Linked DNA regions of Homo sapiens: region 1 is linked to region 2. The links are chromatin contacts, found by Hi-C in ENCODE. All regions are on one chromosome and are shown on one strand. The core of a region is the stretch at or near the end of the contact, and the rest is flanking DNA. Distances in the headings are between cores, read along the strand shown. Region 1 overlaps TGIF2-RAB5IF (TGIF2-RAB5IF readthrough). Region 2 overlaps TRPC4AP (transient receptor potential cation channel subfamily C member 4 associated protein).

What was found. A loop is a pair of places that touch in the nucleus more often than their neighbours do. Pooled maps may share reads with other maps.
Region 1: a map of lower leg skin shows a loop between it and region 2 (19-fold over the local background). The contact joins two enhancer-like sites. A Hi-C loop is called at or near these places in 1 of 168 maps with a recorded cell type or tissue (lower leg skin) and 1 of 50 pooled maps.

Annotation. Positions count from the first base shown.
Region 1 is chr20:36,594,548-36,600,894 of GRCh38, forward strand. The region is part of intron 2 of TGIF2-RAB5IF (TGIF2-RAB5IF readthrough); the gene reads left to right. Among named protein-coding and RNA genes, the nearest start is that of RAB5IF, 8.1 kb to the right of the region's middle. RefSeq lists enhancers at 1,172-1,541, 5,541-5,610. Within about 2 kb of position 1,349, at least 8 of the 41 ENCODE cell types and tissues checked have a DNase peak (open chromatin) inside an H3K27ac peak, as active enhancers do.
Region 2 is chr20:35,065,881-35,072,061 of GRCh38, forward strand. TRPC4AP (transient receptor potential cation channel subfamily C member 4 associated protein) reads right to left here. Exons shown (of 19, transcript NM_015638.3): 3 at 3,416-3,532. Among named protein-coding and RNA genes, the nearest start is that of TRPC4AP, 24 kb to the right of the region's middle. RefSeq lists an enhancer at 4,458-4,627. Within about 2 kb of position 4,296, at least 3 of the 41 ENCODE cell types and tissues checked have a DNase peak (open chromatin) inside an H3K27ac peak, as active enhancers do.

The sequences.
Region 1 (6,347 bases), core at 99-2,598, 1.5 Mb after region 2:
TTTTTTTTTGAAACGGAGTCTCTCTCTCTTGCTAGGCTGGAGTGCAGTGGCACAATCTTGGCTCACTGCAACCTCCGCCTCCCAGGTTCAAGTGATTCTCCTACCTCAGCCTCCCAAATAGCTGGGACTACAGGAGTGCGCCACCATGCCCGGCTAATTTTTTGTATTTTTTAGTAGAGACGGGGTTTCACCGTGTTGGCCAGGATGATCTCGATCTCCTGACCTCGTGATCCACCCACCTCGGCCTCCCAAAGTGCTGCAATTACAGGCGTGAGTCACTGTGCCCAGCCCCAATTTCTTAATTTTTGTACACACACACATGAAAGTGAGATGCCCTAGGTAAAGAAACTGAGTGGGCTGTGGCTTGTGCCTACAGTCCCAGCTACTCCAAGGCTGAGGCTGGAGGATCACTTAAGCCTGGGAGTTTGAGGCTGCAATGAGCTGTGATTGGACCACTGCACTCCAGCCTGGGTGACTGAATGAGACCCCAAGACCCCATCGTTTTTTTAATTTTTTTTTATTCTAAAAAAAAAGAGAAACTGAGTAGGGATTTCAGATACTTGCCTGAACTCATATAGCCCATATAAATATGGAGCTCGAATTCAAATTCAAGTCTGTTTTCCTTCAGGGTCACTCAGGTCTGCCCAGAACCTACCTGAAGTAATATAGTGGTCACTTACTAACATAGTATCATCTAGCTGTCTAGAACAGTGCTGTGGGCTCAGCACAAGAAGTTTCTTCTGTGAATGAAATCTTGGTGGTCTCTCCTACAGGTCACTCTCCTTCAGGAATTTGGAGAGAGAGCCTCCCCACTCAAGTTTCCCAGATTAAAGAGCCTCAGCTCCCTCAGCCATTCACCCAAGGTCCTGATTTTCCCCCATTTCTCTCTCAGTATCTCTCAAACTGCACACTTGGCCCTGGAGCTCAGCAGAATAGGCACATGCTGTTACAGCTTTTCAAAGTAAGTTTAATATTCAATTCACATCGGCCGGGCGTGGTGGCTCATGCTTGTAATTCCAGCATTTTGGGAGGCTGAGGCGGGCAGATCACTTTTGAGGTCAGGAGTTCAAGACCAGCCTAGCCAACATGGTGAAACCCCGTCTCTACTAAAAATACAAAAATTGGTGGGGTGGGAATGGCGCACCCCTGTAATCCCAGCTACTCGGGAGGCTGAGGCAGGAGAATCGCTTGAACCCTGGAGGCGGAGGTTGCAGTGAGCCGAGATCATGCCACTGCACTCCAGCCTGGGCGACAGAGCGAGACTGTCTCAAAAAAAAATAAAAGGAACTGAAACCAAAAGTGTCTTCTGCATCAAGCTTCAAATGAGCCCTGGAGTGAGCAAGCACTCTAGATAATGAAAGTGAACTGCGGGATAATGTGGCTAGGGCCCCTCCTGTGACGCTGGGAACATGATCTAAGGACATCCACCTTTTTTATTAGAGTCTCATTCAGGAAACAGCTTTTAAATGTATCTGCCCTGGTCGTGAATACCCGCTGTCTCTTTGGGCTGGCTATGTATAGCCTGGCCGCCTCTCTATACCCTTGTTCTTTTTTTTTTGAGACAGATTCTTGCTCTGTCGCCCAGGCTTGAGTGCAGCAGTGCAATCTCGGCTCACTGCAACCTCCGTCTCCTGGGTTCAAGTGATTCTCCTGTCTCAGCCTCCTGAGTAGCTGGGATTACACGCACGCACCACCACCCCTGGCTAATTTTTGTATTTTAAGTAGAGACGGGGTTTCACCATGTTGGTCAGGCTGGTCTCAAACTCCTGACCTCATGATCCGCCTGCCTCAGCCTCCCAAAGTGCTGGGATTACAGACGTGAGCCACCGCACTCAGCCTATACCCTTGTTCTTAATAGGGCTAAGATGATGCTTCAAGCTTTTGGGTATCGATTTTGGACTTTGCATTAATATTTTTTTTGTTTTGTTTTGTTTAAAAAGGTGGCCGGGTGGCGTGGTGGTGCATGCTTGTAGTCCCTGCTACTTGGGAGGCTGAGGCAGAAGAATCACTTGAACCAGGGAGGCGGAGGTTGCAGTGAGCTGAGATGGCGCCGCTGCACTCCAGCCTGGCCGACAGAGTGAGACTCTGTCTCAAAAATAAAATAAAATAAAATAAAGGTAATGGTAGTGATTGGTGGGGAGGGGATCTGCCATCCTCTAGATGGGTGGTCAGGGAAGTCCTCTTCCTTTCCACTGTTTTTGAATGGTAGTTTCTCCATGGCCCCCAGGCTTAGAACCTTTTTTTTTTTTTTTTTTTTTTTTTTTGCCTCAACTTAGCCCTAGGAATAAGCATCTCTGGGGTAAGACTGAGGACTCTGGATTTTAAAAGTACAGTCTAGCTTGAAAGCTGCTACATGGGCTGGGCACGGTGGCTCATACGTGTAATCCCAGCTCTTTGGGAGGCCAAGGCTGGTAGATCACGAGGTCAGGAGTTCGAGACCAGCCTGGCCAAGATGGTGAAACCCCATCTCTACTAAAATTACAAAAATTAGCCTGGCGCGGTGGCAGGCACCTGTAATCCCAGCTACTCGGGAGGCTGAGGCAGGAGAATCGCTTGAACCCGGGAGGCAGAGGTTGGAGTGAGCCGAGATCGCACCACTGTACTCTAGCCTGGGTGACAAGGCAAAACTCCGTCTCAAAAAAAAAAAAAAGAAAAGAAAGCTGCTACATGAAAACTCCATATGGCAGAGGCCAGGTCTGCCTTGTATGGCTGTATCCTTGCTATGTTATGCACTAGAGCTGCAGAGGATAAGGTGTGGCACTCGAAGGATGCAGAAATAACCATCACTGCTGTCAGTGTTACTGATTTCAAAGGCATTTCTCTATGACCCAAGCCTGGTTTCAAATTCTTGGTCTGTCACTGATTAGCTGTCATGACCATAGGCAAGACAGTTCACTACTCCAAACTTCAGTTTTCATCATCAATAAAGTGGGAATAGTAATACTTACCTCTTGGGAGGATGAAATAGGATAATCTATACGTTACTATCTATCCTTGCTCAGCACACAGCTGAGGGAAAAACAACCTGTAAAATAACTTACCCCATACCACACAGCTTTTAAGTGGCAGAATTGGGCCTAATTACCCAGAGAAGTAATTCTCAAGCCTAAATATCCATCAAGATCATCAGGAAAGCTTACAAAGATGCATATTCCCAGACCTCACGCCCAGAGAGTCTGGGCAGGAATCTGCATTCTTCACTGATGCCACATGAGATTCTGATGATCTTGCTCCAGAGACCTTCACCATTCATTATCAGGACACTGACCTATCCCCAGGAAACTACTGGGCTGGGAAAGTAGCAACTCTTTGTCTTTCAAAGTTACAAGATGAGAGGAAGAAGGGTCTCTGAACCATCTGACGTCTTTGCTCCCAGGAGGCTATGGTAACTTGAAGGTCAAGTGTAGCCCTACCATTTTAATTACCAAAGTAATCCACACACGATGTAGAGAAATTGCAAGTAAAGGTATAAAAAGAGAAGAGTTTAGCATAATGGTTAATGGTTAAAAGCCCAGCCAGGTTTTGGATGAAAACGAATGTAGCCAGATGCAGTGGCTTATACCTGTAATTCCATCACTTTGGAAGGCCGAGGCGGGTGGATCACCCAAGGTCAGGAGCTTGAGACCAGCCTGGCAAACGTGGCAAAACCCCATCTCTACAAAATACAAAAATTAGCTGAGCATGGTGGCAGGTGCCTGTAGTCCCAGCTACTCCGGAGGCTGAGGCAGGAGAATTGCTTGAACCCAGGAGGTGGAGGTTGCAGTGAGTTGAGATTGTCCCACTGCACTCCAGCCTGGGTGACAGAGTGAGACTGTCTCAAAAACAAAACAAAACAAATGAATGTAAAACATTTAGTGAAGTGACTGGTAGCTAGTGAGGGTTCATTAAGTGCTAGTATGACATTTATTGTGGGCCAAAAAGAAAAAAAAAGACCAGGATGCAATCTCAGACCTCCATTCCAACAACAGGTGCTCTTTCCATGGCTGATGGTTGCCCCCAGGATTTCTGATACCTGTGATCCATCAGTGCCTGTGAGGGGCCAGTCTTACCCCTCAGAATATACCTTCCTCTCCAAACCCCACTCCAAGCAGCTGGCAGTGCTATCGAGGCATTCAGCTGGGAAATAGCCCTAAGGCTGAGCTCATGTGTTCAACTAGTACTAAACAGCTACAAACTCACAAAGACAAAATTTGTCCTACTTCCAAATCTGTCTCTCCCACTTTCAAATCTGACCCTTCATCAAGTTATTTTCCAACTCAGACCACCCAAGATGTTTATTTTAACCAGACGGATTCACTGAGATTCAGCCAGGTTCCCCGCTTCCTAAGATAAGGAAAGCCTTGGGTGAAAGCAAATAGGGAACAAGTCTGAGTCCCAAAAATACCTTTTAGACAAGGGCTTCCCCTCTGGCTGCCAGCTTAGCTTTGTCTGCTCCTAGAGAGGTAAGAGGAGGAACAGGGATCAGGTTTCAGATGCCTGTTGAACTTCTAACTTCCCTTATGACCTTGGGCTACACTGCAGGATTTGAGGACCCTTCCAACTAGAACTTTCTGTGACCTCTCCCAATCCCATGCAAACATAATGGCTCTTGGAGTTACGGTCAGAGCTTCGCAATGTAATACAAACATGACCTAGAGCCGGACGCAGTGGCTCATGCCTGTAATCTCAGCACTTTGAGAGGCTGAGGTGGGCGTATCACTTGAGGTCAGGAGTTCGAGACCAGCCTGGCCAACATGATGAAACCCCGTCTCTACTAAAAATACAAAAATTAGCTGGGCATAGTGGTGGGCACCTGTAATCCCAGCTACTTGGGAGGCTGAGGAGAATCCCTTGAACCTGGGAGGTGGAGGTTGCAGTGAGCCAAGATCGTACCACTGCACTCCAACCTGGGTGACAGGGCGAGACTCTGTCTCAAAAAAAAAAAAAAAAAGAAAAAGAAAAAACAAATATGACATAAAAAAATACTGTCTAATGAGATGCTCAATCATTACTAATCACTAGGGAAGTGCAAATCAAAACCACAGTGAAAATACTACTTTGCACCTAGTAGGATGATTATTAACAGCAGAAAAAGGCTGAGCACGGTGACTCACACCTGTAATCCCAGCACTTTGGGAGGCCGACGCAGGCGGATCATGACGTCAGGAGTTCCAGACCAGTCTGGCCAACATGGCAAAACCCTGTCTCTACTAAAAATACAAAAATTAGCTGGGCATGGTGGCGGGTGCCTGTAATCCCAGCTACTTGGGAGGCTGAGGCAGAAGAATCGCTTGAACCCAGGAGGCGGAGGTTGCAGTGAGCTGAGGTTGTGCCACTGTACTCCAGCCTGGGCAACAGAGCGAGACTCCTTCTCAAAAAAAAAAAAAAAACATGTATCTCCGAACCCTTGTGCACTGCTGGTGGAAATGTAAAATGCCGCAGCTGCTGTGGAAAACAACACTTCCTCAAAAAATTAAAAATAGAATTACGATATGATCTAGCAATTCCACTTCTGAGAATATGCCCAAAATAACAAAGCAGGGACACAAACAGATATTTGTACACTCCAATTCATAGCAGCATTATTCAGAATAGTCAAAGTGTAAGCAACCCAAATGTCTATCAGTAGGTAAGCAACATGTGGTATGTACATACAACAGCTTTAAAAAGGAAGGAAATTCTAACACATGCTACAACGTGGGTGAAACTGGAGGACATAATGCTAACTGAAACAAACCAGTCACAAAAGGACGAATACTGTACTCCTATGAGATACCCATTAGAACAGTCAAATTCCTACAGAGAAAGTAGAATGGAACTGGTTTCCAGGGACTGGGGAAATGGGAGAATGAGGAGTTATTTTTAATGGGTACAGAGTTTCAATTTTACAAGGTGACAAAGTTCTGAAAATGGATGGTGGTGATGGCTGCAGAACAAAGTGAATACACTTAATGCCACTGAACTGTACACTTAATAAGTGTTGAAATGATAAACTTTGTTAGATATATTTTACTAAAATTTAAAAAACAATTTTTTTTTTTGAGAGAGTCTCTCACTCTGTCACCCAGGCTGGAGTGCAGTGGTGTGATGATCACAGCTCACTGCTGCCTCTACCTTCTGGGCTTAAGCAAGCCTCCCACCTCAGCCTTCAAATAGCTGGGACTACAGGTGTGCACCACCATGCCTGGCTAATTGTTTTTTTCTTTCTTTTTTTTTTTGTGGAGACGGGGTCTCCCTGTGTAGCCCAGGCTAGTCTTGAGCTCCTGGGCTCAAGTGATCCTCCTGTCTTGGCCTCCCAAAGTGCTGGGATTACAGGCATGAACCACCATGCCAGGCCCTTAAAAATATTTTTAATTTGGTTGGGTGTG
Region 2 (6,181 bases), core at 3,046-5,545:
ACAATTCAAAAGTAAAGGGTCTCTTGAGCTAGCCAAGTAAGTAAATGCCCTAGGACCACCGACACTGCTGTGGAGAGGGAATGCGGAGCAGCAGTTAAAGAAGAAAGGCTGTGGCTGATGCCATGCATGCAGATGTCACACTCAATCTTTACTTTACTGGAAAATGGTAGCTTTAAACAAAAGGAAACTTTAATAATTGAAGTATAACGTGATACCGCATAAAGAGTACAATTTTTTTTTTTGAGATGGGGTCTTGCTCTGTCACCCAGGCTGCAGTTCATGGTGCGATCTCGGCTCACTGTAGCCTCAACCTCCCGGACTCAACCAATCCTCCCACCCAGCCCCCATCAAGCAACTGGGACTGCAGGCCATGTGCTACCACAATCGGCTAATTTTTTTAATTTTTAGTAGTGATGGGGTTTTGCCGTGTTGCCCAGGCTGGTCTCTAACTCCTCAACTCATGCAATCCGCCTGCTTCGGCCTCCTAAAGTGCTGGGATTACAGGCATGAGTCACTGTACCTGGCCATGAGTATAAATTGCACATGTAGTTTTACACACTGAACACCATTCCTGTACAATCGCCACATAGATCAAGATAAAGACTAACCATAATACCCAGAAATGCCCTCTCCCTCATGTTCACTTCAGGTAATGGGGTTAAGGGCAGATATCTAGGGGAGCAAAGTCAGATCCTAACCCCTCAGTCATTACACCAAAATAAACTTCAAATGATGCAAAAATTTAAACATACACAATAAAAACTGTAAAATATTAGAAGGAAATAGGCATGGTTTAAATCCAACAGTGGGAAAGGCATGAACCAAAACTCTGAAGCCATTATAGTAAAACACTGATCAATCTGACAATCTAAAAATTAAACATTTCTAATTTTAAAATAACATCAAAATTTAATTCTCAAAATAGTAAAAAAACACAAATGACAAAGGCCTTTAAAAAATCAAAAGCACTTACAGATCAATAAGAAAAAGGACAAATAATCAAATCGAAAAAGGTGCAAAACAGAAAACTGGCAGAAAAGGAACTACTTATAAACACAAGAAAAAATATCCAATCTCAGTCATAGAAGAATGAATTTTAAAAACTATGCAGAGAATTTATAAAGAACTCTTACAACACAATATTCAAAAGAGATATATCTCAACTAAGAAATTGAAAAAGGAGAGACAGACATTTCTCCAAGGAAGATATACAAATGACAAACTCAAGAATAAGATGGTCATCATTGGCAATCAGAGAAATTCAAATCAAGACCACAATGAGATGTCTCTTCACACTCACTAGAATGGCTGTAATCATTACAGGGCTGGAGCGGGGGCTCATGCTTGTAATCCCAGCACTTTGGGAGGCCAAGGCTGGGGGACTGTTTGAGTCCGGGAGTTTGAGACCAGTCTGGGCAACAAAGCAAAACGCCATCTCAGTACTTTTTTTTTAAATTTTAAAACACTTTCAAAATGACAGATAACAAGTGTTGGCAAGGATACAGAAAAACTGAAACCCTTATACACTGCTGGTGGCAATGTAAAATGGCAGGGCCTCTTGGAAAACATTCTGGCAGTTCCTCAAACAATTAAACATAGAGTTACCCCATATGACCCAGCAACTGTATTCCTAGGTATGTATATGCCTGAGAGAAATGAAAACATGTCCACAAAGAACCTGTGCAAGAATGTTTATAGCACTGTTATTCATAATAGCAAAAAGACGGAGGCAATCCAAATGCCTCTCAACAAATAAAAAATGTGGCATATCCACACTGTGAAACATCATTTGACCATAAAAATGAGTGTTGATACATGCTACAACACAGATGAATCTAGAAATCATTACGCTAAGTGAAAAGAAGCCAGTCACAAAAGACCACATATTATATAACTAAATTTATACAAAACGTCCACGACAGAGAAATCTATAGAGACAAAAAGTATACTAGTGTGGGGAGAGGGGGAGGAGGTGGTAGAGGTAGGGGAGTGCTAGATAAAACACATGGAGTTTCTTTTTTGAGGTGATGAAAATGCTCTAAAGTTGACTGTGGTGATGGTTGCACATATCTGCAAATATACTAAGAACCACTGAATTGTGTACTTCAAATGGGTGAAATGTATGGTATATGAACCATATCTTAATAAAGCTGATTAAAAAAAACTATGGAAAAATATCACTTTTCTCATAACTGCTTAGTAAATACTTAAAATACACTGTTTGTGGAAGGGGGCTTCTGGGTACTGGTAATGTTCTATTTCCTAATTTGGGTGGTAGTGCAAAAGTGAATGTATTTTGTGGTAATTATTGGTGTACTTTTCTGTATGAAGGTTATACTTCAGTAACAAAGTCTATAAAAATACACACATAAACACAGTATGTTGGTGATGGTATGGGTAAACAGACGCTCATACTTTGTTCCTGGGGATATAAACTGACAAAACTTCTTAGGTAGGTAAACTTCAGATTTATAAACAATAAAAAACATACGTTCTTGTTCCAAAGGTATATACTCACATGTATACAAAAATATGTAAAAGATCTTTACTGCAACCTTGTCTGTAAGAGAAATGGTGTGGAAAAATTATAAATGCCAGTCAACTGGGGCCTGGGTAAATAAATTATGGCACAATCACACCAGGAAACACTAACCATTTAATTTTTTTTTGAGAGCTCATCACCCAGGCTAGAGTGCAGTGGTATGATCTTGGCTCACGGCAACCTCTGCCTCCCGGCTTCAAGCAATTCTCCTGCCTCAGCCTCCTGAGTAGCTGGGATTACAAGTGCCTGCCACCGTGCCCATCTAATTTTGGTATTTTTAGTAGAGACAGGGTTTCACCATCTTGGACAGGTTGGTCTCGAACTCCTGACCTCACGATCCACCTGCCTTGGCCTCCCAAAGTGCTGGGATTACAGGCGTGAGCCACTGCGCCCGGCCTAAAATTGTTTTAATTAAAAAAAAAAAAAGAAGAAGAAAGAAGGTACAGAATAGTGTAGCCGTGTATATGGTATATCACTCTATGTGCGGAGAAAATAAACTAAGGTGGAGGTGGTGGGGAATATTTACACACACACACACACACACACACACACACACAAAAAAAACAAAACATCTTAAGCAGGACACACAAGAAACTAGTAATCACAACTGGTTCTGAGGAGGGGACACTGGGAAATTTAGAGATGTACTTTTCACTTAGTATTTTTTTAAAAAGGTATACACCAATTTAAATAAATGAATTCTTCTGAAGTAAAAACTATGCTGCTTCAACATGTAAATGCCGCTAAGCTTCTAAAAGTTAAAATCTGAAATGTTATAAATTCTGAAATCTTTCCTATCTCCCATTTCAAAAGTTAAATTCCCAAACCATTAAGCAGTAGTAACAGCAGTAGTAATAATAAATAGCTACTTACATCAACACCTCCAAACAAGTCAAAAATGTAAGTATTTGGATAAGTGGTTTCTTGGGTAAGTTTCCTCTCTTCAGTAACAAATGCCATAGCCTCCATGGAGAGAAGAGGAGAAATTTCCTAGTTTTTTTAAAAAAAAGTACATACATTGTTTTAGTAACCAACACAGACCAGACACTAAAGCATCAGTTTGAGCTTTAGTCCCAACTGGAGTTCCCATGAACACAAAGACAGTCCCCAATGAACCACACTTCCTAGTATTCAGGCCCCTGTAAAGCCCCTTCTCACACTAAATCTGGGCTGGTATGACACACCTCAACTAACAGCATGTGGTAGAAGTGACACTAGGCCACTTCCAGCACAAGCCTTAAGAAAGCCAGGCTCACACCTGTAATCCCAGCACTTTGGGAGGCTAAGGTGGGCGGATTACTTGAGGCCAGGAGTTTGAGACCAGCCTGGCCAACATGGCAAAACCCCATCTCTACTAAAAGTACAAAAATTAGCCGGATGTGGTGCTACACACCTGTAATCCCAGCTACTCAGGAATTTGAAGTACAAGAAGCACTTGAGCCACGGAGGCAGACGTTGCAGTGAGCCAACATAGAGCCACTGCACTCCAGCCTCGGCAACAGAGGGAGACTCTGTCATTAAAAAAAAATAAAAAGCCTGACAGACTTCGCTCTTGCCATCCTGGAACCCAAACATCATGCTGTGAGAACACAGCCAATGGGGAGGCCATAAGGAGAAGAAATGAGGCCAAGAGCAACATCCTTAGTTGATCTCCAGCTGACAGCCAGCACCAACCTGCCAGGGATGTGAGAGAGACCATTTTGGACATTCCAGATATCTCAGTACCACCCTACCCAACAGCACATGAAGCAGAGGAGCCACTCAGTCAACCAAGAATTGTTGACAGATAAATGATTCTTGTTACTTCCGGCTGCTAGGTTTCGGGGTGACTAGTTCTGTAGCAATAACCAAGTCACTGCTCAAATATAATCTCCTGCAGGAAGTCTTCTTGATTTCCCCCAACCAGAAGCATGCTCTTCAGACCCCCAAAACAATCTACAACTCATTTGTAACATTTAGCACTTTTACTTTGCACCTATTTACAAACCATTTCTTTTTTTTTTTTTGAGAGGGAGTCTCGCTCTGCCACCCAGGCTGGAGTGCAGTGGCGCGATCTCGGCTCACTGCAAGCTCTGCCTCCCGGGTTCACGCCATTCTCCTGCCTCAGCCTCCCGAGTAGCTGGGACTACAGGCGCCCGCCACTGCGCCCGGCTAATTTTTTGTATTTTCAGTAGAGACGGGGTTTCACCGTGGTCTCCATCTCCTAACCTTGTGATCCACCCGCCTCGGCCTCCCAGAGTGCTGGGATTACAGGCGTGAGTCACTGCGCCCGGCCAAACCTATGTTATTTCTTCCCTAGACTAAACGTTCCTTGAGGACAACACAAACAGATCCCACTTTGTATTCCCCACAGATTCCAAGACAGAGTATTTGATACAGCACACATAGGGTAGTAGTTCTCAAACTGACGGCCACAGAATCCTTTGTTCATATGGAACAAAGCTAAGAGGAAAAAAAATCTTACAAGAAAACCTAAAACATAGTAAGTTTCAAATAAGTACTTACTTAATGAATAAAGAAATGATGATCACATAGCAAAGATATACAAATATTAATTTCCCTCCCCTTTAACTTCACCTCAATCTCCTGAGATTTTGCAAGAAGCAAATAATGTGCAACTCTTTGAAAAGCATTTTTAAACAAGTTTAAGAAGCTATAATTATTTCTATCAGACTGTGAGATTCAAAATATGAAAATGTCTCTTCTTAAACGTAAAGACTAAGTTTAATTAGTTTCTATTACATTTTAAAATAACTTACTATGTGATATAATAATCAAAACTTCACCTCTGAAGAACACTGTCATTCAGTTTCATTACGTTCAATATAACTTACATGGTTTTTATTTATTTATTTTTGCTGTTTTTTATTTTATTATACTTTAAGTTCTAGGGTACTTGTGCACAACATGCAGGTTTGTTACATATGTATACATGTGCCATGTTGGTGCGCTGTACCCATTAACTCGTCATTTATATTAGGTATATCTCCTAATGCTATCCCTCCCCCCTCCCCCCACCCCATGCCAGGCCCTGGTGTGTGACGTTCCCCACCCTGTGTCCAAGTGTTCTCATTGCTCAATTCCCACCTATGAGTGAGAACACACGGTGTTTGGTTTTCTGTCCTTAACGATAGTTTGCTCAGAATGATGGTTTCCAGATTCATCCATGTCCCTACAAAGGACATGAACTCATCATTTTTTATGGCTGCATAGTACTCCATGGTGTATATGTGCCACATTTTCTTAATCCAGCCTACCATTAAATGGACATTTGGGTTGGTTCCAAGTCTTTTGCTATTGTGAATAGTGCTGCAATAAATATACACGTGCATGTGTCTTTATAGCAGCATGATTTATAATCCTTTGGGTAAATACCCAGTAATGGGATGGCTGGGTCAAATGGTATTTCTAGTTCTAGATCCTTGAGGAATCGCCACACTGTCTTCCACAATGGTTGAACTAGTTTACAGTCCCACCAACAGTTTAAAAGTGTTCCTATTTCTCCACATCCTCTCCAGCACCTGTTGTTTCCTGACTTTTTAATAATCGCCATTCTAACTAGTGTGAGATGGTATCTCATTGTGGTTTTGATTTGCATTTCTCTGATGGCCAGTGATGATGAGCATTTTTTCCTGTGTC